2 separate regions of the Homo sapiens genome follow, and region 2 is linked to region 1. Evidence: chromatin loops called from intact Hi-C (ENCODE). Cell type or tissue: OCI-LY7. All regions are shown on one strand. Each heading gives the region's core, and the rest is flanking DNA. Links, peaks and the distances in the headings are about the cores only. Region 1 overlaps PTPRS (protein tyrosine phosphatase receptor type S). Region 2 overlaps PTPRS (protein tyrosine phosphatase receptor type S).

Region 1 (8,346 bases), core at 248-8,247:
CCTAGCTGAGACCCATCTCTGACTGAGCCCTGATCCCTCACTTCACACCAACTCCAAACTGAGCCTTAAGCCCTGCTGAACTACAACCCCTGACCCTGCCTGCCTGCCTGCCTGCTGGCTGGGCAGTCGCACCTTGTAGGGTGTGGGTGAGTTGTAGTTGTCAGGGAACTCCCAGCTGAGCAGAACTGATGTCTTCATGATCATTTTCACCTTGAAGTTCTTGGGCGAGACTGCCGGGGAGGCGGCCGAGCAGGGAGAGAGCAGAAGAGAGGCCCCATGAGTGCCTGGCACTGGGTGGCGTGAAGCGGGGTGGGGTGGGGCGGCCCAGGCGCTCCCTGTCGTCCGCTGTGCCCATGCCCACGGCCTTCCTGCCTGGCCCTGGCCCGGCCCTGCCCTGTCCTGTCCCAAGTCCCTGCTTCGGGAGACGGCACGGGTGCAGAGGCTGCAGAAAGAAGGTGGAGGAGGAGGAAGAGGGGGGAGGGGAGCAAGGGGAGGGGGCAGTGGTGGGGGGCGGTGGTGCCACCGAGGCACGTCCCACCTTTGCCAACGCCGGAGCCTCGGGGTCCGGACTTGCCTTGAGTGACCACGAGGAAGCAGAAAAGTGAGCACTTACCTGGGCAGGGGAGAGGGAGGGGGCTGGGGTGGGGGTGGGCGCAAGGCCCGGTCCGGCTCTGGTGCAGGGGTCGCCGCGCGCCTACCTTGGTCCCGCAGGAACGTCCGGTAGCGGACGGGGGGGCTGAAGGGGCCAGGGCCCCGGCGCGTGTGGGCTCGCACTTGGAGGTCATAGGCCGTGTCGGGCTTCAGGCCCTGCAGCGTGAGCGCGTTCTCCGCGCCCGGCTCAGCCGCTGCCGGCAGCTCAGTCTCTCGGGCAGGGCCCAGGGCACCGGCCTCCCGCACGGCCACCGTGTATTTGACGATGGCCCCGTTGCGCTCGGCGGGCACGGGTGGCAGCCAGCGGAGAAGGACGGTCCCGGCCGAGGCGTTGCCGGCCGCCTCCAGAATCTGCGGGTGGCCACGGGGCGTGTCCTCCGGGATGCTCAGGACCTCGGCTGCCTCCTCGCCCAGGCCGCCGCGGCTCCGGGCCGCAAGCCGGAACACATACGTGGCCCCCTTGTGCACGCCTGATGCCGTGTAGCGGTCCTCGGAGGGCGGGAACTCCAGGGTGGCCAGGGGCGTCGAGTCCTCACGGCCAAACTGCAGGCGGTAGCCCAGCACCTGGTCCTCCGCGGTGCCAGCCGGGGGCTCCCAGCGTGCCAGCAGGCTGCCCTCGGGGGTCTGCTGCACCGACAGGGTTGGGCGGCCCAGCACTGCGGGGATACGGGGCAGGTGTCAGGGTCCCAGCGCCATCCGCCAGCCCAGAGGCACAAGGTGGGGTTGTATTTTTAATTCTTTTCCTTCAATATAACATTTTTTTGAGTTGGGGGGGGTCTTACTCTGTTGCCCAGCCTGGAGTGCAATGGTGAGATCACGGCTCACTGCAGCCTCGAACTCCTGGGCTCAAGTGAGCTTCCTGCCTCGGCCTCCCAAAGTGCTAGGATTATAAGGCCACTGCACCCAGCTGCGGTTGTGATTTTTTTTTTTTTTTTTTTTGAGACAGAATCTTGCTCTGTTGCCCAGGCTGAAGTGCAGTAGCCCCATCTCGGCTCACTACAAGCTCTGCCTCCCGGGTTCAAGGGATTCTCCTGCCTCAGCCTCCCGAGCAGCTGGGATTACAGGTACACACCACCACGCCTGGGTAATTTTGTATTTTTAGTAGAGATGGGGTTTCGCCATATTGGCCAGGCTGGTCTTGAACTCCTGACCTCAGGTGATCCACCCGCCTCAGCCTCCCAAAGTGCTGGGATTACAGGTGTGAGCCACCGTGCCCAGCCTGGGGTTGTGATTTTTAAAAGTGGATCTCAAGGCTGGGTGTGGTGGCTCACATCTGTAAGTAATCCCAGCACTTTGGGAGGCTGAGATGGGCAGATCATTTCAGGTCAGGAGTTCGAGACCAGCCTGGCCAACATGGTGAAACCCTGTCTCTACTAAAAATACAAAAATGAGCCGGGGGTGGTGGTGCACGCCTGTAATCCCAGCTACTCAGGAGGCTGTGGCAGGAAAATCACTTGAACCCAGGAGGCAGAGGTTGCAGGGAGCCAAGATCGTGCCACTGCACTCCAGCCCGGGCAACAGAGCAAGACTCCGTCTTAAAAATAAAAGTAGGTCTCAAGAAAGCCTCACTTAAGAAGCAAAGACTTGAAAGAAGAAAGAGAGGGAACCACGAGAAGATCTGGGGGAATCGTGCTCCAGGAAGAGGGAACGGCCCATGCAAAGGTGTAGAGCCGGCACTGGGCTAGGGGCGCATAAAGCACAGCAAGGAAGTGAGGACTCAGAGAACCCCTCCTCCTTCCATTAATAAGGCAACCATCTCCTGCCTTGTTGATTTGGCCCTTGCTCAATGCAGGCACCTGACCAATACCCATGGGACATAAAGAAATCCAAAATCCGCCCCTGCTCTTTGTTTCGCACAGCCTGGGTAGTAATCAATGTGCCGAGAGAGGTTCTGGGATCAGGCAAAGAAGGGGGAAAGCTGGGCTGTATACATGAAAATGGACTTCTCTACTGCAGGACTTATCAGGGCCTTGAATGGACTGCTATGAATACCCAGGGTGGTGGGGAGAGCAGCGTATGCAGTGGTTTCTGCTTAGCAAACACAGCTCTAATACAATGTCCCTGAGAGAGGAGGGAAGTGCCCTGCTGGCTAGAAGAAGGGAGGGAGAGATCACAGGAGGCTGCTTGGAGGAGGTGGCGTTAGAGCTGGATGCTGGAGGACGCAGACAAGGTGCGTGAAGGGAATAGTGTGGACAAGGGCAGGGGCTGTGTCCAGCTGGGAGGCCTGAAAGGTGGGGTACACAGTGGTGTGGCTACAAGGGTCCCCGAGGAGAGGGTGGGTGTGGGGACTGGGATGAAGGCCACAGAAGTCAGTCGATTGTTCCTGAAACACCCGAGCTTGTTCCGCCCACCACCACCACCACCACGCCCCACCCCCCAAGTCTTTTTCTGGGCTGTGCCCTCCGCCCGGTGTACCCTCCCCTTACATCTTCACGGCAGCCTCTTTTTCTTAATTCAGCTCCATTTTGGCTGGAAAAAAAAGCCAGCCCCTTGGGGACGATGGAAGGGACAATGGAGGGGCTAGAAGGGGAAACTGAGGCAGGGCCACCAAGAGAAAGGTGGCTTCCTGGTGCAGTAGGGGAAGACAGGTGCACCACCCTGAAATAACAACCTAGCCGGGGCGACCAGAGCCTGGATGGGGGAAGCACAGGAGACTAGGGGGCCCAGAAGGATCAAGATTATGGGATGAGGCAATCAGGGAAGGCTTTCCAGGGCCAGGTGTACCTTGAGCTGAGACCTAAAGGCAGAAGAGGAGCCAGCCAGCAGGGGAAGGGGTATCCTGGCAGAGGGAACAGCCCAAGTAAAGGTTGAGAGGGCAAAGGGGTCAGAGGTGGCTGTTAACTGTTTCTGTCTGGTGGGAGCCGGGGGGACAGGAAGTGAGTGACAAAGGAGGAGGCAGGGGCGGGGGGGGCCAAGCTGGGCCCTGGACACCCACCTGAGCAGCCCTCACACCTTTGTCTCACTGTTCCAGCTGCCTGGTGCACCCTCTGCCTGCCCTTGTGAGCTCAAGGACTCTGGAGTCACGCTCTGGTGCCAGTGGGGGCAAAGGGGCTGTTGGTGGGTGGGAGGAGGGCGGGTTGCATACCTGCTCCCTTGGTCACAACCACCTTGGGTTTGCTGCGAGCGCCATCGCCCTTCATGGTGTAGGCGGCTACCGTGATGGAGTACGCGGTCTCAGGCTGCAAGTTTGTGATGACCATCTCCTGCAGGCACGGCTGGGGGTCAGCACGACGGCTGGGGCTGGGAGCAGCCCCACCCACCCCCACTCCCCGTGCTGAGAACAAGCAAGGAGGATGCAGGGCCCGGATCAGGGGTGGAGACGTGCACATGAGCTCATGCAGAGACCACGACACGTGGCATGGCCATGCTCAGAGGGTACATGCAACAACCCAGCCGGACGAGCCCATTGTCGCTTGCCAGGACCAACTCGGTCCTCTCTGCTCCGCTCCCCTCACTCCTTGCCATCACCCCCGACAGTCTGTCCTCCCCACAGCAGCCAGAGGGCGCCTGTGAGCACTGGAGTCAGGGTCCGTCCCCGCTCTCCCCACAGCCCTCCATGGCTCCCACCTCTCTTGGGGTCAAAGCCCAAGTCTTCCCTGTGGCTCACAAAGGGCTCTCCTTGCTGTTCCTCCAATGCACCAGGCACAGCCTGCCTCAGGCCCTTTGGCACTGGCCTTCCCCCCTGTCTACACCCACTGGTGTGCTGGAGGTGCCCGGTACCAACTCATGAGAGCCGCTGGTTAAATTTTCAGGAATTTTGTGAGCCACTTATGAAACAGAGCTGTTATTAAAAATTAAACTGTACGAGGCTGGGCGCAGTGGCTGACGCCTGTAATCCCAGCACTTTGGGAGGCCAAGGCAGGAGGATCACTTAAGGTCAGGAGTTCCAGACCAGCCTGGCCAACATGGTGAAACTTCGTCTCTACTAAAAATACCAAAAAAAAAAAAAAAAAGCAAAAAAGCCAGGCGTGGTGGCACATGCCTGTAGTCCCAGCTACTGGGGTGGCTGAGGCAGGAGGATCACTTGAACCCAGGAGGCGGAGGTTGCAGTGAGCCAACATCGTGGCACTGTACTCCAGCCTGGGTGACAGAGCAAGACTGTCTCAAAAATAAATAAATAAACTGTATAAACTTACAATCAACTAAGTTATATTGAAAGCAAAGGCAATAAATACAGCAAATCTAGTTATTTCACTAGGGTTACTGTTCTCTGTGGGTATCTGTATGGTTACTGCTTTGAGATCATCTTGTCTATTGCATCTGTAGAGTAGGAATACATGATTATGGGCTACTGGGCACCTCCCCGGTAGCTTGAAATTGACATGGTGGGAAGTATTTACACCATGGAAACGGTCCAATGCTACAAAACAGGACTGCCCCCTCCTGCCCACCCAGAGAGCTGATTTTTACTCTTTTATCTTATTGAGACAGGGTCTCACCCTGTCGCCCAGGCTGGAGTGCAGGGTGTAATCATAGCTCACTGCAGCCTTGACCTCCTGAGCTCAAGTGATCCTCCCGCCTTAGCCTCCCAAGTAGCTGGGAATACAGACGTGCACCACCACATGCCTGGCTAATGATGTTTATATTTTTTGTAGAGATGGGATCTTGCCATGTTGCCCAGGCTGGTCTTAAACTTTGGGCTCAAGTGATCCGCCTGCCTCTGCCTCCCAAAGTGCTGGGATTACAGGCGTGAGCCACTGTGCCTGGCTGAGAGCTGATTTTTAAATGTTTATTTCACTGTCTAAACCCCATCCCCACCACAGCTGTAACAATTTTTTTTTTTTTTTTTGGACATAGAGTTTCGCTCTTGTTGCCCAGGCTGGAGTGCAATGGCATGGTCTCAGCTCACTGCAACCTCTGCCTCCCTAGTTCAAGCAATTCTCCTGCCTCAGCCTCCCGAGTAGCTAGGATTACAGGCATGCGCCACCACGCCTGGTTTTGTATTTTTAGTAGAGACAGGGTTTCACCATGTTGGTCAGGTTGGTCTCGAACTCCTGACTTCAGCTGATCCACCCGTCTTGGCCTCCCAAAGTGCTGGGATTACAGGCGTGAGCCACCATGCCCTGCCGATGTGTGTTTTGTTCCGATTAACATCCCTCTCACTGAGTATGACTGTTAGGGAGGAGGGGCTCTTGTCACCACCACATCCTCAGCATCTAGCACATAGTAGGTGCTCAATAAGTGAGTGCTCGTCCAATGAATGACAGCACAGAACACTCCCGGGCACGCGGACTTGCACAACACCTGTGCACACGATCACAGCATCATGTGTGCCCATGTCTGCAAGCACACACGCACCCCCCCAAGCACAGGCCGGCATGCCTGGGAACTGTGGGGTAGACCCAGGCCAAGGGGATAAGGAGGGGTGACGGGGATGCACAAACAGGGTCTCCTACCCCTGAGCCTCACAGTCCATCCCTCCCAGGGTCTCTGCGAGAAGAGCAGAGTTGAAGCCCAGGTGGGAACATTCCCTCTAGATCCAGTGTGGGTGAGAGATGGGAGGCATCAGAGCATGTGGGACCAGTGCCTGTTTGTTTGTTTATTAGAGACAGGATCAGCCAGGACCAGTGGCTCATGCCTGTAATCCCAGCCACTCGGGAGGCTGAGACAGGAGAATTGTTTGAACCCAGGAGGTGGAGGTTGCAGTGAGCCGAGATGGCGCCACTGTACTCCAGCCCGGGCGATAGTGTGAGACTCCGTCTGGAGAAAAAAAAAAAAAAAAGAGACAGGGTCTCCCTCTGCTGACCAGGCTGGACCGCAGTGGTGCCATTTTGGCTCACTGCAACCTCTGCCTCCCAGGTTCAAACGATTCTCCTGCCTCAGCCTCCCGAGTAGCTGGAATTACAGGTGCCTGCCACCACACCAGGCTGTTTCGTATTATTAGTAGAGAAGGGGTTTTGCCCTGTTGGCCAGGCTGGTCTTGAACTCCTGACCTCAGGTGAGCCACCTGCCTCAACCTCCCAAAGTGCTGGGACTACAGGCATGAGCCACCACGCCCAGCCAAGGGACCAGTGCCAATTTAATGTCAGACCTGGGGTTCTCAGCAGAGACTGGTACTCCCGTTTTAGGGGCAGAGAGGTAGTCCAGAGAGAGGTAGCAACTTGCCCCAAGTCACACAGCAATTCCTCTCTGGTTTAAAGCATTGTGGGGTTGTAACCAGGCTATCACAGACATCCTTCCCCACTCTGGCCCCGCTGACACCTCTCATCACCCGGGGGCCAGAATGAAGACGACAGCATATCCAGAGAGAGGCATTTCTAGGCCAGACAGGGCTGAATTGAGTGACAGTAAAGGGTGGGGCTGGGTCAACAGGAGAGGAGACATACTCACAGGAGAAATGACTACGGGCAGGAGAAGGACCCAGGAGGCTTAAGCCCCACCAATGGCAGGAGCCATCAGGGTGAGAGGATTCAGGGACGACCCTCAGGTCCTGTTGCTCAAGCCACCCTCGGGTCTGCCCCCTGGGGCGCACAGTGGTCCGAGTATCCCATTTCCCTGGTGCAAACATCGAGGCTGGGCGCTCCAAGAGGTAATGGGAGAGCGAGGGGCGCATGGGAGGGCCCAGAGGAGGAGACCGTTTTACTACTGATGATAAGGGGCGTGCAGGAGTCACAGCACAGCACGGCCCGCGGGAAGCGCACAGCAGTAGGTGGGTGGCCAGGGGCGCTACTTACATATTCGGCCGTGTCATCCGTCTCCCACTGAGCGCGGGAGGAGGCGGCAGGGGAGAGAGGAGGAAGGTGAGCGGGGGAGGCCAGAGATGGAGAAAGAGAAGCAGAGGTGGGGGGAGCGCAAGGGCCCGTCCCCGCCCGGAGCCCGTCCCCGGCCCCGCCCCGGCCCCCCGCCCACCTGGGCATCGGCCAGCATGACGTCCTTGATGCGCGGCGGCCCGCGGGCCTCGGCGCCCTCCATGCGCACGTAGTGGACCTGGTAGCCGCGGATCTGGCCGTGCTGCCGGCCGGGCGCGGGCGAGCGCCACAGCACGCGGATGGCCGTGGCGTTGAGCGCCTCCGCCTCCACCTTCCGCGGCGGCGCGCTGGGCACTGGCGGGCGGGAGGGGAGGGGAGGGGCGGGCGGAGCCGTTACCAGGGCGCCCGGCCCTGCCCCGGGCAGTGCCACTGTCCGATTCCAGGATGCCGAGTGGCTGCCGGTGAATAACTGGGCGCTCTTAGCGCTCACCACCGGGCGGGAGGACATGGCCTCCTGCACACCCCCCACAGCCCTGGGAGGGGCCCCTGAAGGTGCGCCCCATGGATCCAGGCTGCCCCCCCCCGAGTCTAAACCACCTTCCCAGGGCCTCCAGACACCCTCTTCTTCACCCTACACTGCTTCCATCCTCATCATAACCCTGCAAGATAGGGTCTCCTGTCATTCTCATTTTACATTTGGGGAAATTGAATCCTAGAGAGTTGATTCTGTGATCACAGCCTTAGCAAGAGGCAAAGCCAGGATTTGCACCAGGCAGTCCAGCTGTATGTTCCTAAATACCCAAGCAGGCAGGTGGCCCACTTGGCACTCAGGATCTTTTTCACCCACCCCAGGGTTTGGCATAAAGAAGAGCTGCTTCATTTCTTCTCTGGGCTTAGGACATAATGGGGCTGTCCAACGAAACAAAGGCAAATGGCTCAGAAAACGAATCAGGTTCCCAGGACCAAGAGGCTGAAATATTTTTGAGACAGGTTCTCTTACTCTGTC
Region 2 (8,346 bases), core at 13-8,012, 50 kb after region 1:
CCACAGGCTGGGCCCAGTGCTAAGACCAAACTGCAGTGGAGAAGGCAGCACAGAGTGGTTGGGCAAGGGTTTGTAGGCGGCTGTTTGAAATGATGCTGAACAAAAATTTGTTCACAAAATTGCTTCCTCATTATAAAACAGCATCACTCAGACAGCCCCCTATAAACCCCTTGCGACTTGTTCAAGAAATGCATTTAGGCTGCATGCAGTGGCTTATGCCTGTAATCCCAGCACTTTGGGAGGCTGAGGCAGGCGGATCACTTGAGGTCAGGAGTTTGAGACCACCCTGGCCAACATGGTGAAACCCTGTCTCTACTAAAAATACAAAAATTAGCTGGGCGTGGTGGCATGTGCCTGTAATCCCAGCTACTTGGGAGGCTGAGGCAGGAGAATCGCTTGAACCTGGGAGGTGGAGGTTGCAGTGAGCTGAGATAATGCCACTGTACTCTGGCCAGCGCAACAAAGCAAGACTGTCTCAAAAAAAAAAAAAAAAAAAAAAAAAAAAAAAAAAAAAAAAAAGAATTGCACCTAAACAAGACCAGCAAGCAGCACTGCAGGCCCGTGTGAATGTCTGGGGAAGTGGGGCAGCAGTTTCTGCCTACCTAGCATCCGTTCATCCTTTATTTTTTGTAGAGATGGGGTCTCGCTATGTTGCCCAGTCTAGTCTCACGTGTGATCCTCCCACCTCAGCCTCCCAAAGTGCTGGGATTGCAGGTGTGAGCCACCATGCCCAACCCTGTTTATCTTTATTCCTTTGGGGGAACCACACTCACTCTTGGCTCCAGGTAGGAGTCTAGCCAATCAGAGTGTTTGTTCCTCCTGAGCCACAGTGATTAGTTCAGGGAAGGGAATGGGATCCAAGTTCATTGGCAGTGGGGGAAGTCTCACTAAGGATATCATCAATACAGAAGGAAACAAAGCCAAGAGACAGAGAGTGAGCTCTGAGAAAATTCAATGAGCCCCTGGATCCAGCTGAACCTGAAGCCAGCCACTCCATGGAATTTTAATTCTGCACATCAATTACCTTTCTCGCTTGAACCCATCTGAGTTGGATCAGCCTTTTGTCATCAGAAGCACATGATGAAGATTATAAATTAGGATGATTCTAGTCTCTCAATTCCTTTCTTTCTTGCAAAGGCACAATAAATCCCCACCAGTAGGCGCTGGGCCCTGAGACTGTTACTGGTTGGATAAGGGAGATCAAGGTCCTCCCAAAAAACACAAAGCAGGAGGGTTTGGGGTAACTTTCATGTATTCCTTTTGTGCTTGTCCCCAAAGCCCAGGGCCCAGTTTATCCTCCGCCCGCCCTGAGGAGCCCAATACCTCGGAGGACAGTAAGCTTGGCATGGACTGTGATCTCCCCAACCGAGTTCTGGGCCACACACTCGTACACGTTTTCATCCCGCGGTGTCCTCAGCGGCTGGATCCTCAGCACTGCCCCTGCACTCTCATCAAACTCAATCGTCTGCCATGGGCAGGGGAAAAAAGAACAGAGTGAGGCTGGGGTCCCAGGAAGGTTCCTGTCTAGGCTGGGCTAGGCTGGGCTGTAGGGGAATGGCAGTCAGCCCCATGATCCTGGGGGTGACTGGGAGAATTGCTGCAGGCTGAATGTGCACGTGTGTCGGTGTCCAGTATAAATGCGCCGCAGACAGGGACCAGATTTGGGTACATATAAGAACAGGGTGTTGTGTGCATGTGTGAGGGTGACAAATGTCTGCAAGCCCATGTGACAGGCATGCAAAGGCATGTGAAGACATGCGGAATGTGTCAATGTGCACGTGTGATCATGGGCGTGTATTGAGAGTTGTAAAGTTCCTTCTGTGTGCAGTGGTGCTGTGTACACTGCACTGTGAAGAAGACTCAGAGAGGGCAGGGCTTTGCTTGAGGCCACACAGCATGGAGCTGGTAGAGCAAGTAAGGCGGGCAGGGCCCTGGCTGGAGGCTGCGCAGCCATGCTTGCTTGGCCACAGATGATGCTCCACCTGGGGAACGTGTCCACGAAGTCCACTGTGGCTGAGGTGCTGTGGCCCTGCCTTGGGGGAGCATTGACCCCAGGCTGCCTCCCCCTACCCCAACTCACCTCAAAGCGCTGAGAGTTGACCTTCTTGCCCTTCTTGTTCCAGGTCACTCGTGGCTTGGGGTCACCCGTGGCCTGACACACGAAAGAGGCCACACCCCCCGACACGCCGATCTGGTCCTTGGGTTCTTTGATAAACCTGGGGGGCTCTGGGGATACAGTGGAAAGAAGGGGGGGCGCTGATGGGTCCAGGCATCTGGCTAGGATACCAAGGAGCCACGAAAACCTGCATTCCATGCCCTGCCCACGGAAGTGCCATGTGGCCAATGAAGAGAGGAGGAGGAAAGCAAGGATGACAACAAACACCCTCCCACCTCGCCCCCCACCACGGCACCCATGGGCACCCAGGTGCCCACATATCCCCACTTCCACCTGCAACAGCCACACCTGCTCACACACAGTGGATACAACCTCACCTGGGCACACCTGCTCAGACACAGTGGATACAACCTCACCTGGGCACACCTGCTCAGACACAGTGCCACTGGGAAAGATGGAAGGGGAAACCTGTGAGATGCTGGGGTCCCTAAATTCAGCACCTGAACCCCCCCTCCATGGTGACCAGCCAAACCCTGGAGGGCCCTGAAAGCACTTGCCAGAATAACTTGGTCTAATTTCCTGGTGAGACATGTGGGGAAACTGAGGCACCCAGCATGGGGGCGGGGGGTGACCATGGGACATGAGGTCAGAGCCAGTATTTGAACCCAGAGCTCCAGCTTCTTGGGAGGCATCCAGGAGGTGGCTGGACACGAGGGGTCAGTGCCCAGGAGAGTGCTCTGAGCTGGAGGCAGGAGCTCAGAAAGGGGAAGTAATATTTAATATTTAACCTCTCCAACAGCATGGAGAGGCAGTGCCATCCTGATCGTCATTTTCTTTTCTTTTTTTTTTTTTTCCAGACAGTGTCTCACTCTGTCGCCCAAGCTGGAGTACAGTGGTGTGATCTCGGCTCACTGCAACTTCTGCCTCTCAGGTTCAAGCGATTCTCCTGCCTCAGCCTCCCGAGTAGCTGGGACTACAGGTGCCCACCACCATGCCCGGCTAACTTTTTGTATTTTTAGTAGAGATGGGGCTTTACCATGTTAACCAGGATGGTCTCGGTCTCCTGACCTCATGATCTGCCTGCCTTCGCCTCCCAAAGTGCTGGGATTACAGGCATGAGCCGCTGCACCCAGCCTTCTTTTCTTTTTCTTTTCTTTTTTTTTTTCCTGAGAGATAGGGATTCACTCTGTCACCCAGGCTGGAGTGCAGTGGCACGGTCTTGGCTCACTGCAGCCTAGACCTCCCAGGCTCAAGCAATCCTCCCACCTTGGCCTCCCAAGTAGCTGGGACTACAGGTGAAGGCCATCACATCTGTAACCCCAGCACTTTGGGAGGCTGAGGCCGGAGGATCACCTGAGGTCAGCAGTTCGAGACCAGCCTGACCAACATGGTGAAACCCCGTCTCTACTAAGGAAACAAACATTAGCCAGACATAGTGGTGGGCACCTGTAATCCCAACTACTTGGCAGGCTGAGGCAGAAGAATTGCTTGAACCTGGGAGATGGAGGCTGCAGTGAGCCAAGATCATGGCACCACACTTCAACCTGGGCGACAGAGTGAGACTCCGTCTCAAAAAACAAAAACAAAAACAAAAACCAGCCTGGGGTCTCACTATGTTGCCCAGGCTGGTCTGGAACTCCTGGCCTCAAGTGATCCTCCCACCTTGGCCTCCCAAGTAGCTATGTTGTCCAGCCTGGTCTCAAACTCCTAGCCTCGAGCAATCCTCCCACTTCAGCCTCCCAAGCTGCTGGATTTATAGGCGTCAACCACCATACCCAGCTCTGCCATCCCCATTTTACATGTGAGGAAACTGAGACACAAACCAGGCAAGGGACTTGCTTTGGCTGGACATGCACAGCCAGGCGGTGGCTGAGCTGAACGTGCTCCTTTGAACCAGCCTGGCTTTCACATCCACATTCTTCACCCTCCATGACGATCTGATGTATTCATTCAGTCTCTGCAATAAAGCCTGGAGTAGGAGTGTTTTTGTTTTTGTTTTTGTTTTTTGAGATGAAGTGTTGCTCTGTCACCAGGCCAGAGTGCAGTGGTGCCATCTCGGCTCAATGCAACCTCCGCCTCCCAGGTTCAAGTGATTCTCCTACCTCTAACTCCTAAGTAGCTGGGATTACAGGCACGCACCACCACGCCTGGCTAATTTTTGTATTTTTAGTAGAGATGGGGTTTCACCATGTTGGCCAGGGTGGTCTTGAACTCCTGACCTCAAGTGATCCACCTACCTTGGCCTCCCAAAGTGCTGGGATTACAGGTGTGAGCCACTGCGCCTGGCCTGGAGTACGTGTTTTTTTTTTGTTTTTGTTTTTTTTGAGACAGAATCTCACTCTGTTGCCCAGGCTGGAGTGCAGTGGTGCGATCTCGGCTCACTTCAAGCTCCGCCTCCCAGGTTCACACCATTCTCCTTCCTCAGCCTCCCAAGGAGCTGGGACTACAGATGCCCGCCACCATGCCCAGCTAATTTTTTTGTATTTTTAGTAGAGATGGGGGTTTCACCGTGTTAGCCAGGATGGTCTCGATCTCCTGACCTCGTGATCCGCCCGCCTCAGTCTCCCAAAGTGCTGGGATTACAGGCGTGAGCCACCAGGCAGGTGAGTATGCCTATTTTAACATCCTAGAGCAACCTCATCAAGCTGCACCTGGGACAGGCTACAGTATCTGTGGAGAATTCATTAACATTGTTTCCTTTTTATCGACTATTTTTACAGTAACCTTTGCATCTCCCAGAGGGACACTAGATTTCCGGTCACAGTACACAGTAATGTTACAATGTATCCCCTAAGATGAATGGAGCTACTGCTGAGTTTTGTGTTTTTTTTTTTTTTTTTTAAGAGACTGAGTCTCGCTCTGTCGCCCAGGCTGGAGTGCAGTGGCGCGATCTTGGCTCACGGCAAGCTCTGCCTCCTGGGTTCATGCCATTCTCCTGCCTCAGCCTCCCAAGTAGCTGGGACTACAGGTACCCACAGCCACGCCTGGCTAATTTTTTTATTTTTTTTCCCCGAGGGCTGCAACATACTTACAAGAGCCCTTAGGAAGCAGCCTATATATCCAATAAAAAGGAACTGATCAAGTGAATGCCAGGCTATCTATGCAGCAGAATACTACATAAGTATAAAAAGGGGGAAAAAGCCGGGTGCGGTGGCTCATGCCTGTAATCCCAGCACTCTGGGAGACTGAGGTGGGTGGATCACGAGGTCAGGAGATCGAGACCATCCTGGCTAACATGGTGAAAACCCCATCTCTACTAAAAATACAAAAAATTAGCTGGGCGAGGTGGCAGGCACCTGTAGTCCCAGCTACTCGGGAGGCTGAGGCAGGAGAATGGAGTGAACCCAGGAGGCGAAGCTTGCAGTGAGCCGAGATCGCGCCACCGCACTCCAGCCTGGGCGACAGAGTGAGACTCCATCTCAAAAAAAAAAAAAAGGAGGAAAAGCCTCCCTTCCTCGGCGCTGCCTAAGGAGGTGGCAGCCGTCTCCTCCTCAGCATCATGGCCGCCCTCAGACTCCTCATGAAGCCCAAGATCGTCAAAAAGAGGATCAAGGCGTTCATCCGGCACCAGTCAGACCAATATGTCAAAATTAAGCGTTAACTGGGGGAAACCCAGAGGTATTGACAACAGGGTTCGCAGAACGTTCAAGGGCCAGATCTTGATGCCCAACAGTGGTTACGGGAGCAACAAAAAACAAAGCACATGCTGCCCAGTGGCTTCCGGAAGTTCCTGGTCCCCAGCGTCAAGGAGCTGGAAGTGCTGATGTGCAACAAATCTCCCTGTGCTGAGATCGCTCACAGTGTTTCCTCCAAGAAACGCAAAACCAACGTGGAAAGGGCCGCCCAGCTGCCGTCAGAGTCACCAACCCCAATGCCAGGCTGCGCAGTGAAGAAAATGAGTAGACGGCTCGTGTGCATGTTTTGTGTTTAAATAAATGTAGAAACTGCCAAAAAAAAAAAAAAAAGGGAGTGGGGGGTGGGGGAAAGGATGCTTTTTTGTTTCAGACAGGGACTCGCTCTTCTGCCCAGGCTGGAGTGCAATGGCACGAACATACCTCACTGCAGCCTCAATCTCCCAGGCTCAAGCGATCCTCCCAACTCAGCCTCCTGAGTAACTGGGACTACAGTCACATGCCATCACGCCCAGCTAATTTTTGTACTGAGTTTTGCCATGTTGCCCAGGCTGGTCTCAAACTCCTGTCCTCAAGCGATCCTCTCACCTCGAGATGCTTTTTGATTACTTATTTATTTATTTATTTCTGCGGCAGGGTCTCACTCCGTCACCCAGGCTCAAGTGCAGGGCGCGATCTTGGCTCACTGCAACCTCCGCCTCCTGGGTTCAAGTGGACTCTTCTGCCTCAGCCGCCCAAGTAGCTGGGATTACAGGCACACATCACGCCCGGCTAATTTTTGTATTTTTAGTAGAGACAGGGTTTCCCCATGTTGGCCAGGCTGGTCTCAAACTCTTGGCCTCAGGTGATCCAACCACCTCAGCCTCCCAAAGTGCTGGGATTACAGGCGTGAGCCACCCTGCCCAGCCAGGATGCTTTTTAAAATAAACTACTAGGGTAGGAACAATAAGATATATTATTAAATGGAGGAGGTGTGTATAAGCAAGAGGTAATAAAGTGTCGCAAATGGTACCGTTGTACGATTTTTTAAAATGAAAAAAGGGGTTGGGCATGGTGGCTCATACCTGTAATCCCAGCACTTTGAGAGGCTGGGGCAGGCTCACTAGATCAGGAGTTTGAGGCCCGCCTGACCAACATGGTGAAACCCCGTCTCTTCTAAAAATACAAAAATCAGCCAGGCGTGGTGGTGCATGCCTGTAATCCCCGCTACTCAGGAGGCTGAGGCAGGAGAATCGCTTGAACCCGGGAGGTGGAGGCTGCAGTGAGCTCAGACCGCACCACTGCACTCCAGCCGGGGCAACAGACCAAAACTCTGTCTCAAAAAAAAAAGAAAAAAGGAAAAAGGGAAAGATTGTATGTATGTGTAGAAACAGTGCTGCCTCCAGGGAGCTAAGTGGCTGGACACAGGGACAGAGATTTCCACTTTGGTACCTTTTTACATGTAGAACTAAAGACAAATTGAAGAAGTTATTTTTATTTTTATTTTTATTTTATTTTTTCTTCTTCTTCTTATTTTTTTTTACAGAGACAGGGTCTCACTCTCACCCAAGGCTGGAGTGCGGTGGTGCAATCATAGCTCACTGCAGCCTCAAACTCCTGGGCTCCAGGGATCCTCTGGCCTCAGTCTCCTGAGTAATTGGAACCACAGGCGCTTGCTACCACATGCGGCTAATTTTTAATCTTTTGCAGAGACAGGGTCTCGCTATGTTTCCCAGGCTGGTCTGGAACTCCTGGGCTCAAGTGAACCTCCCATCTCGGTCTCCCAAAGCTCTGGGATTAGCAGTGTGAGCCACCGTGCCCAGCTGAAGTTATCTATTTTTATTTTTATTTTTTTGAGACAGAGTCTCACTGTGTCACCCAGGCGGGAGTGCTGTGGCGTGATCTCGGCTCACTGCAAGCTTCACCTCCCGGATTCACGCCATTCTCCTGCCTCAGCCTCCCGAGTAGCTGGGACTATAGGCGCCCGCCACCATGCCTGGCTAATTTTTTTGCATTTTTAGTAGAGACGGGGTTTCACCGTGTTAGCCAGGATGGTCTCGATCTCCTGACCTCGTGATCCACCCACCTTGGCCTCCCAAAGTGCTGGGATTACAGGCGTGAGCCACCACGCCCAGCCTGAAGTTATTTTAAAACATAAAATTGCTTAAATAAAAAAGTGAGCTGATTAAAGAAAAAATGGAGCAAAACTTTGTTTTAAGTAAAAGTTTGGGGTCTGAGGAGAGGCTGAGGTCTAACAACTCAAACTTGAGCAACGCTAGGACTTTGAGCCTCTACGACCAGCTAGAAAAGGGTAGAGTGAGTCCAGGGGCCACACAGGTTGACCAGAAAAGTTCTGGAAAGTTCCAGCTATTCAGAAGCCCAGAGAGGCCTTAAGAAGGCCCGAGGTTCCAAGGGTAGGTCCCTGTGGGCCCCAACGCCTACCCATCCATGGCTCAGGCTGGGCTTTAAACAAAACAGAGTTCCTGCCCCAGTGGCCTGACCAGCCTAACCTCCCTCACTCAAGGCTCTGCTCCTGTTGATATGACCGTATGTGTGTGCTTTGAGCATCTGTCCCAAAAGTCACTAGACCTGGCCGGGCGTGGTGGCTCATGCCTGTAA

Evidence for each region. Peaks named below come from ENCODE experiments on the same cell type or tissue, not always from the same donor. Only the 100,000 strongest peaks of a DNase experiment are listed, where the experiment ranks them.
Region 2: it touches region 1 in a loop (7-fold over the local background); 1 of 110 quality-filtered maps calls a loop at or near these places.

The regions. Positions count from the first base shown.
Region 1 is chr19:5,221,991-5,230,336 of GRCh38, forward strand. It overlaps PTPRS (protein tyrosine phosphatase receptor type S), which reads right to left. Exons shown (of 38, transcript NM_002850.4): 15 at 7,501-7,694; 16 at 7,326-7,352; 17 at 3,737-3,854; 18 at 699-1,307; 19 at 133-230. Among named protein-coding and RNA genes, the nearest start is that of PTPRS-AS1, 48 kb to the left of the region's middle. RefSeq lists enhancers at 3,322-3,941, 3,942-4,560. In OCI-LY7, for the core only: CTCF peaks have their summits at 4,158 and 4,361; a DNase peak (open chromatin) is centred at 4,171.
Region 2 is chr19:5,272,119-5,280,464 of GRCh38, forward strand. It overlaps PTPRS (protein tyrosine phosphatase receptor type S), which reads right to left. Exons shown (of 38, transcript NM_002850.4): 3 at 2,081-2,226; 4 at 1,324-1,465. It also overlaps the pseudogene RPL32P34. Among named protein-coding and RNA genes, the nearest start is that of PTPRS, 65 kb to the right of the region's middle. RefSeq lists an enhancer at 8,199-8,346. In OCI-LY7, for the core only: no CTCF peak of the experiment used is centred there; DNase peaks (open chromatin) are centred at 4,013 and 4,843; H3K4me3 peaks cover 513 bases; H3K27ac peaks cover 3,048 bases.